2 separate regions of the Homo sapiens genome follow, and region 1 is linked to region 2. A link is a contact called in ENCODE Hi-C or POLR2A ChIA-PET data. All regions are on one chromosome and are shown on one strand. Each heading gives the region's core, a stretch centred on a gene start or an enhancer-like site at or near the end of the contact. The rest is flanking DNA. Distances are from core to core; before and after follow the strand shown. Region 1 has its middle 18 kb from the start of SGPP1. Region 2 overlaps SGPP1 (sphingosine-1-phosphate phosphatase 1).

Evidence for each region. Hi-C counts contacts between places; a loop is a spot of excess contacts on that map. ChIA-PET counts read pairs that join two places held with the same protein, here RNA polymerase II (POLR2A). Pooled maps may share reads with other maps.
Region 1: a map with no recorded cell type shows a loop between it and region 2 (6-fold over the local background). The contact joins two enhancer-like sites. A Hi-C loop is called at or near these places in 7 of 37 single-sample maps with no recorded cell type and 4 of 50 pooled maps. POLR2A ChIA-PET finds 5 or more read pairs at or near these places in 10 of 52 experiments (AG04450, B cell, CD4-positive, alpha-beta T cell and 7 more).

The regions. Positions count from the first base shown.
Region 1 is chr14:63,743,470-63,749,183 of GRCh38, reverse strand. No RefSeq gene overlaps it. Among named protein-coding and RNA genes, the nearest start is that of SGPP1, 18 kb to the right of the region's middle. RefSeq lists an enhancer at 2,673-3,102. Within about 2 kb of position 3,028, at least 4 of the 41 ENCODE cell types and tissues checked have a DNase peak (open chromatin) inside an H3K27ac peak, as active enhancers do; they include B cell and GM12878, where a contact is called at or near this core.
Region 2 is chr14:63,703,254-63,709,135 of GRCh38, reverse strand. The region is part of intron 1 of SGPP1 (sphingosine-1-phosphate phosphatase 1); the gene reads left to right. Among named protein-coding and RNA genes, the nearest start is that of SGPP1, 22 kb to the left of the region's middle. RefSeq lists an enhancer at 3,360-3,489. Within about 2 kb of position 3,440, at least 2 of the 41 ENCODE cell types and tissues checked have a DNase peak (open chromatin) inside an H3K27ac peak, as active enhancers do; they include B cell and GM12878, where a contact is called at or near this core.

The DNA of each region.
Region 1 (5,714 bases), core at 1,779-4,278, 40 kb before region 2:
TTGCAAGAGACAGGAGCCCCCGAATGGGAATTCTGGGCTGGAATGGGAGTGCACCGGATTTTATAGGCAGGCTGAAGGAGGCAGTGTCCGATTTACATAACCACAGATTGGTTATACCAGGTGTGATGTTTACATAGAGCATGGGGAAGGCTGGCCAATGCACCCTAATCTTATTATGCAAATGGACTTTCCACTTGGCCGGCGCCGTGTTGTCCGCTCCTTGCTGCACACGTGACTGGCAAAGAGAAGGGAACATGGAGCCACTGTTCTGAACATGCCTAGTCCCCGGTAGCCTTTTCCTATTGGCACAGCTGCTGGCATTCACCTGTGCAAGCTTCTAGCTTGCTTGTCTATGTCTGCAGCTCAATTTTACAGGCTGCTGTTTGTTAGAAAAGAAAATTATTTTGGGGCTGCCTTTTTTTTTTTTTTTTTTTTTTTTGAGATGGAGTTTTGCCCTTATTGCCTGGGCTGGAGTGCAGTGGTGCAATCTCGTCTCACTTCAACCTCAGCCTCCCGGGTTCAAGCGATTCTCCTACCTCAGCCTCCGGAGTAGCTGGGATTACAGGCATGTGCCACCAAGCCTGGCCAAGTTTTTGTATTTTTAGTAGAGACGGGTTTTCTCCACATTGGTCAGGCTGGTCTCAAACCCCCGACCTCAGATGATCCGCCCGCCTCGGCCTCCCAGAGTGCTGGGATTACAAGTGTGAGCCACCGCGCCCGGCAGGGCTGCTTTTCATTAAAAGGAAAACCTTACGGAGGACTTCCTTACCCCCATTATCTGCCTAAATAATTCCTTTTTAACTCCTGCATCAGTGGTGCACACCTGTGGTTCCAATTACTTGGGAGGCTGAGGTAGGAGGATTACTTGGGCCCAAGAGCTCATGGCTGCAGCTGAGACTCTGTCTCAAAAAAAAAAAAAAAACAAAAAAAAGAAGAAGAAGAAAAAAATAACATCTTTTTCTAGTCTTAAGTTGAGAAACCTCTAAGGTTGCTTCCCCTTGTTATCCTAAGTTAGTAACATTAAAACTACAGTTTTCAAACTGCTGATTTGAAGCATATCTTCCGTTTGCATAACCTAAGTTCTTCTACTTGCGGTATACTTTTCAGCAACAATTTTAGCATATGGCAACCACTTCTGTTCCATAAACGTAAAAATACTAGAGTCCTTGTCCTATCACTGAATGTGGGTGTGTCAGAGTGAATGATGACACCTGGGTGTTGAAATGAAACTCAAATAGTGTTGCCATTGACACCCAAAGAATACTAACACTTTTATTCCTTAATGGGAATCTGAGTAGAAAATAATGCCATTTTATTTGATAATGTTGAACTTAACCTGAAGGTTAGGAAATCCCTTCATCTTTTTGTGTTCTAAAAAAATAGCTACTCCCCCATATGAGTTAGATAAGACTCAGGGATGCCTACCTTGTTTAGCTATGACAGTGCCAGACACAGGCTGTCCAAATCTCCATTCCTCTCCTCACAAATAACTAGCTGAAATGTTTTGTCCTCACTGTATCAACAGAAACAAAAAGTGTTTATTTCAGCCTGGCCAACATGGTGAACCCCCCCGTCTCTCCTAAAAATACAAAAATTAGCCAGGCATGATGGCACGCCTGTAATCTCAGCTACTCTGGAGGCTGAGACAGGAGAATCACTTGAACCTGGGAGGTGGAGGCTGCAGTGAGCCAAGATTGTGCCACTGCACTCCAGCATGAGCAACATTGCAAGACTCCGGCTCAAAAAAAAAAAAAAAAAAAAAAAAGGTTTTTTAACCACACTTTGGTTAAGGTTCTTTTTTTCCTTCCCCCAGGACCCTGACCAGCAGAAAGCCACTCCTTAAAGGCACTCGCTGAGGATAGGAGGCCTTCAGGGTAAAGCATTATCTGACCTACTCTCCCATCAGTCCACCCTTTATCCCACCTTCCCATACCTGGTTCTTTCTAGCCTAGTTCTTTCTCTAAAAGAAAAACCCTTTTTGCCTAACTTTTGAAAACTTACCTGTCTTAAGGTCACATGTTTCTATTGCAATGCTGTTGGCCCTTTGTATCCGCGAGTTCTGCATTCGGGGATTGAACCAAACACGGATCAGAAATGTTTAAAAAATACAAAATAACAATGCAGCGATAAAAATAATGCAAATTTAAAAACCAAGCCCGGGTGCAGTGGCTCACATCTGTAATCCCAGCCCTTTGGGAGACTGAGGTGGGCAGATCACCTGAGGTCAGGAGTTTGAGACCAGCCTGGCCAACATGGTGAAACCCCGTCTCTAACTAAAAATACAAAAAAATTAGCTGGGTGTGGTGGCACGCCTGTAATCCCAGCTACTCAGGAGGCTGAGGCAGGAGAATCACTTGAACCCAGGAGGTGGAGGTTGCAGTGAGCCAAGACCATGCCACTGCCCTCCAGCCTGGGCAAAAAAGCAAGACTCCATCTCAAAAACAAATAAACAAGCAAACAAACAAAAAACTAACAGCTATTTTCATAGCATTTCCATTGTATTCGGCATTATAGTAAACGAGCAATGGTTTAAAGTACATGAGGATGTGTGTAAGTTATATGTGAATACTACACCATTTTATATCACAGACTTCAGCATCTGCAGCTTTTAGTGTGAAACCAACTTTTTCAAAACTATGACAGTAAGAGAAATCTGACATAGTCGACTCAATCTTGCTTCTGACACCAAGGTCGCCTCCTGGACATGGGCCAAGCTAACTTCGAGAAGAATTTGGTTTATACTTTAACTTGAAAGCAAGGACAGTAGTAATCCTTCCCCTAAAACTAACGCCCTCCTTGCTCAGGGACCAAAACCTACCTTTGTAAGACTAATGAAAGGCCACAAGAATAGGATCATGGGAGGGGCTTGAACTCTGCTATGCTTGAACTCTGCTAAAATGTAGGCGTAGTTTCCAACCCCCTGCTGCTCAGGAGTCACGTGGCCAGAGGTCACAAGATTTGTGACTTCCCCAATTGCTCCTATAGATAACATCACTACTGTAGAACCTCAGATTGGTTTTATTTTTAGATGTTTTTCAGACGGACCCCACCTGTACTTGTGACTCATGACTCAACTGCTCCTGTGGCCCTATCCAGAGGTGGACTCAGTGCATGAGGACAGTGTTCCTTACACCTATGATTTCATCCACAACAAGTCAGCAGCACCCATTCCCTAGCCCCCACTGCCCACCAAATTGTCCATAAAAACCACAGCCTCTGAGCCTTCTGAGAGACTGACTGATTTGAGTGGTAACTCCAGTTTTTTCCCATATGGGTCAGCCTTGTGTCAATTATATTCTTTCTCTACTGCACTGCTGCAGTCTCAGTGAATTGATTTTGTCTGTGCAGTGGGCGATTACAAGGTATGAGGGCAGTTGGGAGGGGGTACTGGAACCAATCCCCCATGGATACTGAGGGAGGACTGCAGCAGTCCTCTCCCCACCATAATAATTCTGTTGGATTTGGTTTTTAGTTGGCATAGTCTATCTTTGTATGTAGAATTCTAAAAATTGATTTTATATTATTTTATTCTAACAGGAGATATTTTCTGAATACCCTACCTCTGCCTCTCCTATCCCTTGCCACTCCTCTTGTTCAGGACCTTAATAACCTCATCTTTCCCCATTACATTACTATCTAGATTCCTCAGCTCCCATCTTAGTTAATTTCTCCTTCCTTCCTCCCTTCCTCCCTCCCTCCTTCCTTCCTTCCTTCCTCTCTCTTTCTTTCTTTCTCTCTTTTTCTTTCTCTCTCTCTTCTCTCTCCTCTCTCTCTTCTCTTTCTTTCTTTTTTTTTCTTGTTGCTCAGGCTACAGTGCAATGGTGCGATCTCGGCTCACTGCAACCTTCACCTACTGAGTTCAAGCAATTCTCCTGCCTCAGCCTCCCAAGTAGCTGAGATTACAGACGTCTGCCACCACGCCTGGCTAATTTTTGTATTTTTAGTAGAGATGGGGTTTCACCATATTGGCCAGGCTGGTCTGGAACTCCTAACCTCAGGTGATCCTCCCTCCTCGGCCTCCCAAAGTGTTGGGATTACAGGGGTGAGCCACCGCACCTGGCCTAATTTTTCTTATTACTAGCAAATTAGTCTTCCTAAAGATTACTATTCCAATCCCAGCATTCTTTTGTCCTCTTTTTGTTCCTTTTTGTAGCTCTCTGTTGCCAAAGAATAAAGTACAATTTTGTAGCATCGATTTTAAATTTTTCCACAGTGAGGTTTAACCTCATCTCTTCATTCTCTAATGAACACTTTCAGCTGTTTTAAAAACCTACAAACCTACCTAGCTATTTCTAGTCTCACCATTGTTACCCTAATTAACAGAGGCTCTCTAAACAAAAATTATATTTATTTGGGAATAGGACATTGCAATGTGCCATAGTAAATGATGCATATTCAAGGAGGTAAAGGAAGACAAACTTTTTGTTTGTTTGTTTGTTTTGTTTTGTTTTTAACACAGCTGTGCTTGGAAAAGGTTTTTGTTCTTAATTTTTTAAATTTATTTTATTTTGAGATGGGGTGCCACTCTGTCACCCAGGCTGGAGCGTAGTGGTGTGATCTCGCCTCCCTGCAACCTCTGCCTCCTGAGCTCAAGCAATTCTCCCATCTCAGCCTCTTGAGTAACTGAGACCACAGATGCTCACCACCATGTCTGGCTAATTTTTTTGTATTTTGGTAGAGATGGGGTTTCACCATGTTGCCCAGACTGGTCTCGAACTCCTGAGCTCAAGCCATCCATTTGCCTCGGCTCCGCAAAATGCTGGGATTACAGGCATGAGCCATCATGCCTGGCTGTTTTGTTTTGATTTATTTTATTTTGAGACAGAGTCTCACTCTGTCGCCCAGGCTGGAGTGCAATGGCATAATCTCAGCTCACTGCAACCTCTGTCTCCTGGGTTCAAGTGATTCTCCTGCCTCAGCCTCTTAAGTAGCTGGGATCACAGGCATGTGCCACTATACCCGGCTAATTTTTGTATTTTTAGTAGAGATGGGGTTTTGCCCTGTTGGCCAGGCTAAGCCACCGCGCCTGGCCTGTTTTGTTTTTTAAGACAAGTGATCCCATAATGATTCTAACGACTTCAACACTATGTTCGCTCATTCTCCTTTTCTGTGTCTTGAATGGTTTGCTTCCAAAATTTCCCCCTCTGGGCCAGGCACCGTAGCTCATGCCTTTAATCCCAGCACTTTGGGAGGTGGAGGCGGGTAGTTTGCTTGAGATCAGGAGTTCGAGACCAGCCTGGCCAACATGGTGAAACCCCGTTTCTACTGAAATACAAAAATTAGCTGGGCTTGGTGGTGAGTGCCTGTAATCTCAGCTAACAGGGAGGCTGAGGCAAGATAATTGCTTGAACCCAGGAGGCGAAGGTTGCAGTGAGCCGAGATCGTGCCACTGCATTCCAGCCTCGGCGACAGAGTGAGACTCTGTCTCAAAAAACAACAACAACAATAAAAACACCCCAAATTTACCCCTTTGAATTTCTATTCAACACAAATGCTATTTCTTCCCTGTTTGGGAAATAATCTCTTTGATTATTCTATTATTATTCTGATACTGTGGCTGTACTTCCATTAAAGCTTTTTTCTTTCTCTCTCTCTTTTTTTTTTTTTTCTTTTTTTGAGACAGGGTCTCACTATGTTGTTCAGGCTGGTCTCAAACTCCTGGGCTCAAGCGATCCTCCCACCTCAGCCTCCCAAAATGCTGGAATTACAGGCAT
Region 2 (5,882 bases), core at 2,191-4,690:
CCCAAAGTACTGGGATTATAGGTGTGACCCACCACGCCCAGCCAGAATTAGTATCTTTAAGCTCTCTTCTACCTCTAATTAGATGAAATTTTTATTTAGCCTTCATTCTAAGAAAAACTTAAAATATATTTGAGTGATATTCTACTTGATCCTAAGGATAAAAGAAATTAAACAACACACTTTGAACAACTTTATATATGAAGGGCAGCATAGTGTAGTAGTTAAGAGCTCAGACTCAGGAATCAGACTTCCTGTGCTTGAATCACAGATCCATAACCTGATAGCTGGTTGACTTAGGGCAAAAATTTGACCCTGCTGTGCCGCAGTTTCATCTATAAAATGAGGTGAATTAGAATAGCTACGCCATATGGTTGTTCTGATGATTACATGGGTTAATATTTGTAAAAGCTCTTAGAATAGCACCTGGTATGTAGTAAATTGTATGTCAAATAAAAATTACTAACCTCTCAGTAAATAATAAATTCATATTTATTTCTCCTAATGTCTGCCTAGAATTGAATTTTGGCTTAAAAAAGTCTAGCCAAATTAACGGTCAGAAATAAAGGATTGCTGGCTGGGCACAGTGGCTCATGCCTGTAATCCCAGCACTTTGAGAGGCCGAGGCTAGCAGATCATCTGAGGTTAGGAGTTCGAGACAAGCCTGGCCAATATGGCAAAACCCCATCTCTACTAAAAATACAAAAAAAAAAAAAATAGCTGGGCATGGTGGTGGGCACCTGTAATCCCAGCTACTTGGGAGGCTGAGGCAGGAGAATCATTTGAACCCAGGAGGCGGAGGTTGCAGTAAACCGAGATGGGGCATTGCACTCCAGCCTGGGAGACAAGAGGGAAACTCCATCTCAAAAAAAAAAAAAAAAAAAAAAGGATTGCTGCTATAGCCAGTGAGTACCAAGAAAAAAAGAAAGATTGGGTTAGGTAGGAATAGAAAAGAAGTGGAGAGAGTGGAGGACGATACCACAAATATGTATCAGAAACAAGAGAAAGGTCAGTTAGATTGCTGTGACTGAGGAATGGGGGAAGAGATAGTCCCCCTAGTTCTGACTTTTTATAAAATAGAAACTAAGCTCTTACAGAATTGCTAAATTTACTAATGTGGGAAAGACAGAATTTGAGTTTGCCATTGTAATGCGTTTTGCATTTTGAAAATTATTGTACTTAATGAGCCTACCACACTCACTTTTTCCTGAGTGCCGAGGCAGCTATACAACTATTGTCACCACAGACTAGATTTGTTCTCAACCCTGGAGGTTTGAATAGGGATTTAAAAAAAAAATCTGCACAGAATCCACACAAGACACTGGAGAAGTTTTCTGGAGCCTCGAAGCAGATGAGGGTGGATTATCCAAGACATAAAAAAATACTTAATAAGGGCTTGGTGCAGTGGCTCATGCCTGTAATCCCAGCACTTTGGGAGGCCGAGATAGGTGGATCACATGAGGTTGGCAGTTCAAGACCAGCCTGACCAGCAGGAGAATTGCTTGAACCCGGGAGGCGGAGGTTGCGGTGAGCCGAGATCGCGCCATTGCACTCCAGCCTGGGCAACAAGAGAGAAACTCCATCTCAAAAAAAAAAAAAAAAATCAGTAGATAATGAAGAAGTACTAATGACTTGGAAACTGCCTGGACGTCTATATTTATTGGTTTCTGGAGAGGCAATCAGGAATTTCTTCCTCATGATCTGGAATGCTGGGGCCTGCCTGTAGCTCTGACGTGTTACAAGCTATAACATGTAGCCCTACTCTTTCTTCACAGATTCTTTCCTTAATAGGAACTGGAACACAGATCCTGTTTTTTTAACGTAAGATTATATCGACTAGTATGGTAGCAAATAGCACTTCCCTTACTGTGGTTTTTGATATAAAATATATTTTTAATTATAATGTGTATATGGTGAGTTCAGTTGCTAAACTGATTCTTTGTAACTTAAGAGTTCAAAAGAGAAACAGTAATAACACTGACATTAGATGCAAATAGGTCAAAACCGTAGATTGAGAATGTTTTAAATTATATTTTTCTCATTTAATGTGTACATTAAATGATTATATATGGGTCAGTTTTTTTTTTTTTTTTTTTTTGGGACAGAGTCTCACTCTGTCTCCCAGGCTGGAGTGCAGTGGCATGATCTCACTCATTGCAACCTCTGCCTCCATGTTCAAGTGATTCTCCCACCTCAGCCTCCCGAGTAGCTAGGACTACAGGCGCATGCTACCAGGCCCAGCTAATTTTTGTATTTTTAGTAGAGACAAGGTTTCGCCACATTAGCCAGGCTGGTCTCAAACTCCTGACCTGAGGTGATCCACCCATCTCATCCTCCCAAAGTGCTGGGATTCTGTTTCTTAAGTTTACTGAAAAGGATTTTCAGATTGCAATTTATTATGGTGGATTTCACAGTTGCTCTTAGAACTAAGGGTTAACACAGCCCATGTTTGAGGCCAGGAACTGAATGATACTATGGCGTTTGACACATGTTTTCATGAATATAATATGGTAAGGCTGGTGGCTGAAGGCTTATGTTTACTTTGTTCAACAAGTATTAATTGACTGCGCACTATGTGCCAGACACATATTATAGTAATACAGGCAGGAGAGAATTGCTGGTGGCTTACAGCAGGTAATAATGGTAGAGGTAGAAGTGGTCACATTCTGGATATGTTTATTTTTGGTTTATTTTTTTTTAACTTGGGGTAAAACTTACATAAAATTAATAATTTTGAAGTGAATAATTCAGCTCTAGTACATTCACAATGTCGTACAACCGTTGTTTCTATCTAGTTCCAAAACACTTTTATCACCCCAAAAGGGAACCCTCTTCCCATTAAGCATTTGGCTCCCCGTTTCTCTCTCCCCCTGACTTCTGGCAACCATCCATGTTGTGGCTGTATAGGTTTACCTATTTTGGATATTTCATATAAATGAAATTGTATAATATGTGACCTTGGGTGTCTGGCTTCATTCACTTAACATAATGTTTTTTAAGTTCATCCATGTTGTAGCATGCATCAGTACTTCATTCCTTTTGTGTTGACTACTATTCCATTGTTTGTATATACCACAAATAATTTACCCATTCATCTGTTGATGAACACTTGGGCTATGCCCGCCTTTTGGTTATTGTGAATAGTACTGGTATGAACATATGTATAAATGTATTTGAGTACTGGTTTTCATTTCTTTGGGGGATATAGTTAAAATTGGAAATGTGTGGGTCGTATGGTAATTCTGTGTTTAACTTTTTGAGGAACTGCTAAACTGCTTTTCATAGCAGCTGCTTCATTTTACATCCCAACAGCAATGTATAAAGCTTCCAATTTCCCCACATACTCACCAATACTTGTTACTTTCCTGTCTTTTTTCTTTCTGTTAATTATTATAGCTATCCTAGTGGAGTATGAAGTTGTACCTCACTGTGATTTTGATTTTCATTTTTCATTTTCATTTCCCATTTTTTGAGACAGGGTTTCACTTTGTCACCCAGGCTAGAACGCAATGGCATGATCTTGGCTCGTGGGAACCTTTACCTCCCAGGCTCAAGTGATCCACCTACCTCAGCCTCCCAAGTACCTGGGACCACAAGTGCATGTCACCATGCCTGGCTAATTTTTGTATTTTTGTTAGAGATGGGGTTTCGCCTTGTTGCCCAGGCTCATCTCAAACTCCTGGGCTCAAGCAATCTGCCCACCTCGGCCCCCCAAAGTGCTGGGATTACAAGTGTGAGCCACCATGCCAGGCGAGCATATTTTCATGTGCTTTTTGGCCATTTGTATATCTTCTTTGGAGAAATGTCTATTCAGGTCCTTTGCCCATTTTTCAATTGTGTTGTCTTTTTGTTTTTGAGTTGTAAGAGTTCTTTACAAATTCTGCATACTAGATCCTTATTAAATATATCATTTGCAAATACTTTCTCCCATTTAGTAAACTGTCTTTTCACTTTCTTGATAATTTCCTTTGATGTACATGAGTGTTTTGTTTTGTTTTTTTGTTTTTTTTTAAAGACAGAGTCTCGCCCTGTCACCCACGCAGGAGTGCAATGGCACGATCTCGGCTCACTGCAACCCCCACCTCCCGGGTTCAAGCGAGTCTCCCACCTCAGCCTCCCAAGTAGCTGGGACTACAGGCACACATCACCATGCCTGACTAATTTTTTGTATTTTTCATAGAGACAGGGTCTCACCATGTTGGCCAGGCTGGTCTCAAATTCCTGACCTCAAGTGATCTTCCTGCCTAGGCTTCCCAAAGTGCTGAGATTACAGGCCTGAGCCGCCACACCCGGCCAATTTGTAAATTTTGATGAAATTCCAGTTTACCTATGTTTTTCTTTTGTTACACATGCTTTTGGTGTCATAGTTAAGAATCTGTTGCCTAATCCAGAGTCATAAAGATTTATCCCTGTGTTTTCTTTTAAAAATTTTTTTAAAGATTTTCTTTCTTTATTGAGACAGGGTCTTACTGTGTTGTCCAGGCTGGTCTTGAACACCTGGGCTCAAGCGATCCTTCTGCCTTGGCCTCCCAAAGTGCTAGAATTACAGGTGTGAGTCACTACACCCGGCCCCTATGATTTCTTCTAAAAGTTTTTAGCTGCTATATTTAAGTTGTTGACCCATTTTGAGTGTATATATGGTATGAGATAGGAGTCCAACTTCATCATTTTGCATGTAGGTATTCAGACGTCCTAGCACTATTTGTTAAAGAGACTATTCTTTACCTATTTAATGGTCTTGGCATTCTTATTGAAAATCAGTTAACCATACGTATATGGGTTTAGTTTGGGGCCCACGATTCTATTTCACTGGTCTATATGTCTGACCTTATGTCAGTACCACACTGTTTTGAATACTGTAGTAAATTTTGAAATTGGAAAATATGAGTCCTTCCACATTGTTCTTCTTTTTTAGTATTGTTTTGGCTCTTCAGGACCTTTTGCAATTCCATATAAATTTGAGGATCAGCTTTTCAGTATCTGCAAAAATGCAATTAGAACTTTGACAGAAGGGCTGGGCATGGTGGCTTAGGCCTGTAATTCCAGTGCTTTGGGAGGCTAAAATGGGAGGATCACTTGAGCCCAGGAGTTGGAGACCAGCCTGGGCAACATAGCGAGACCCCCATCTCTATAAAACATTAAAAAATTAGCAGGGTATGGTGGTGCACACCTGTAGTCCCAGCTACATGGGAGGCTGCATTGGGAGGATCACATGAGTCCAGGAGTTGGAGGCTATGGTGAACTATGATTGAACCACTGCTAGATTGCACTCCAGCCTGGGTGATAAAGCGAGACCCCACTCCCCACCTGCCGCCAAAAAAAAAAAAAAAAAAAAAAACTTAAATAGGGATTACATTGACTATAGATCATTTTAGATAATAGTGCCATTTTAACATATTAAGTTTTAATGTATTAAGTCTTCTAATCCATAAACATGGGATATCTTTTCATTAATTAGGTCTTTTTTTTTTTTTTTTTTTTTTGAGATGGAGTCTCTCTTGCTCCGTTGCCAGGCTGGAGTGCCGGGGTGCAATCTCAGCTCACTGCAACCTCTGCCTCCCGGGTTCAAGCAATTCTCTTGCTTCAGCCTCCCAAGTAGCTGGGACTACAGGCACGCGCCACCACGCCCAGCTAATTTTTGTATTTTTAGTGGAGACAGGGTTTCACCATGTTGGCCAGGATGGTTTTGATCTCTTGACCTTGTGATCCGCCCACCTCAGCTTCCCAAAGTGCTGGGATTATAGGCATGAACCACTGTGCCTGGCCTTAATTAGGTCTTTAATTTCTTTCAGTAATGTTTTATAGTTTTCAATGGACAAACCTTTCACTTCCTTAGTTAAGTTTATTCCTAGGTATGGGTATTTTATTCTTTAGGATGCTACTGA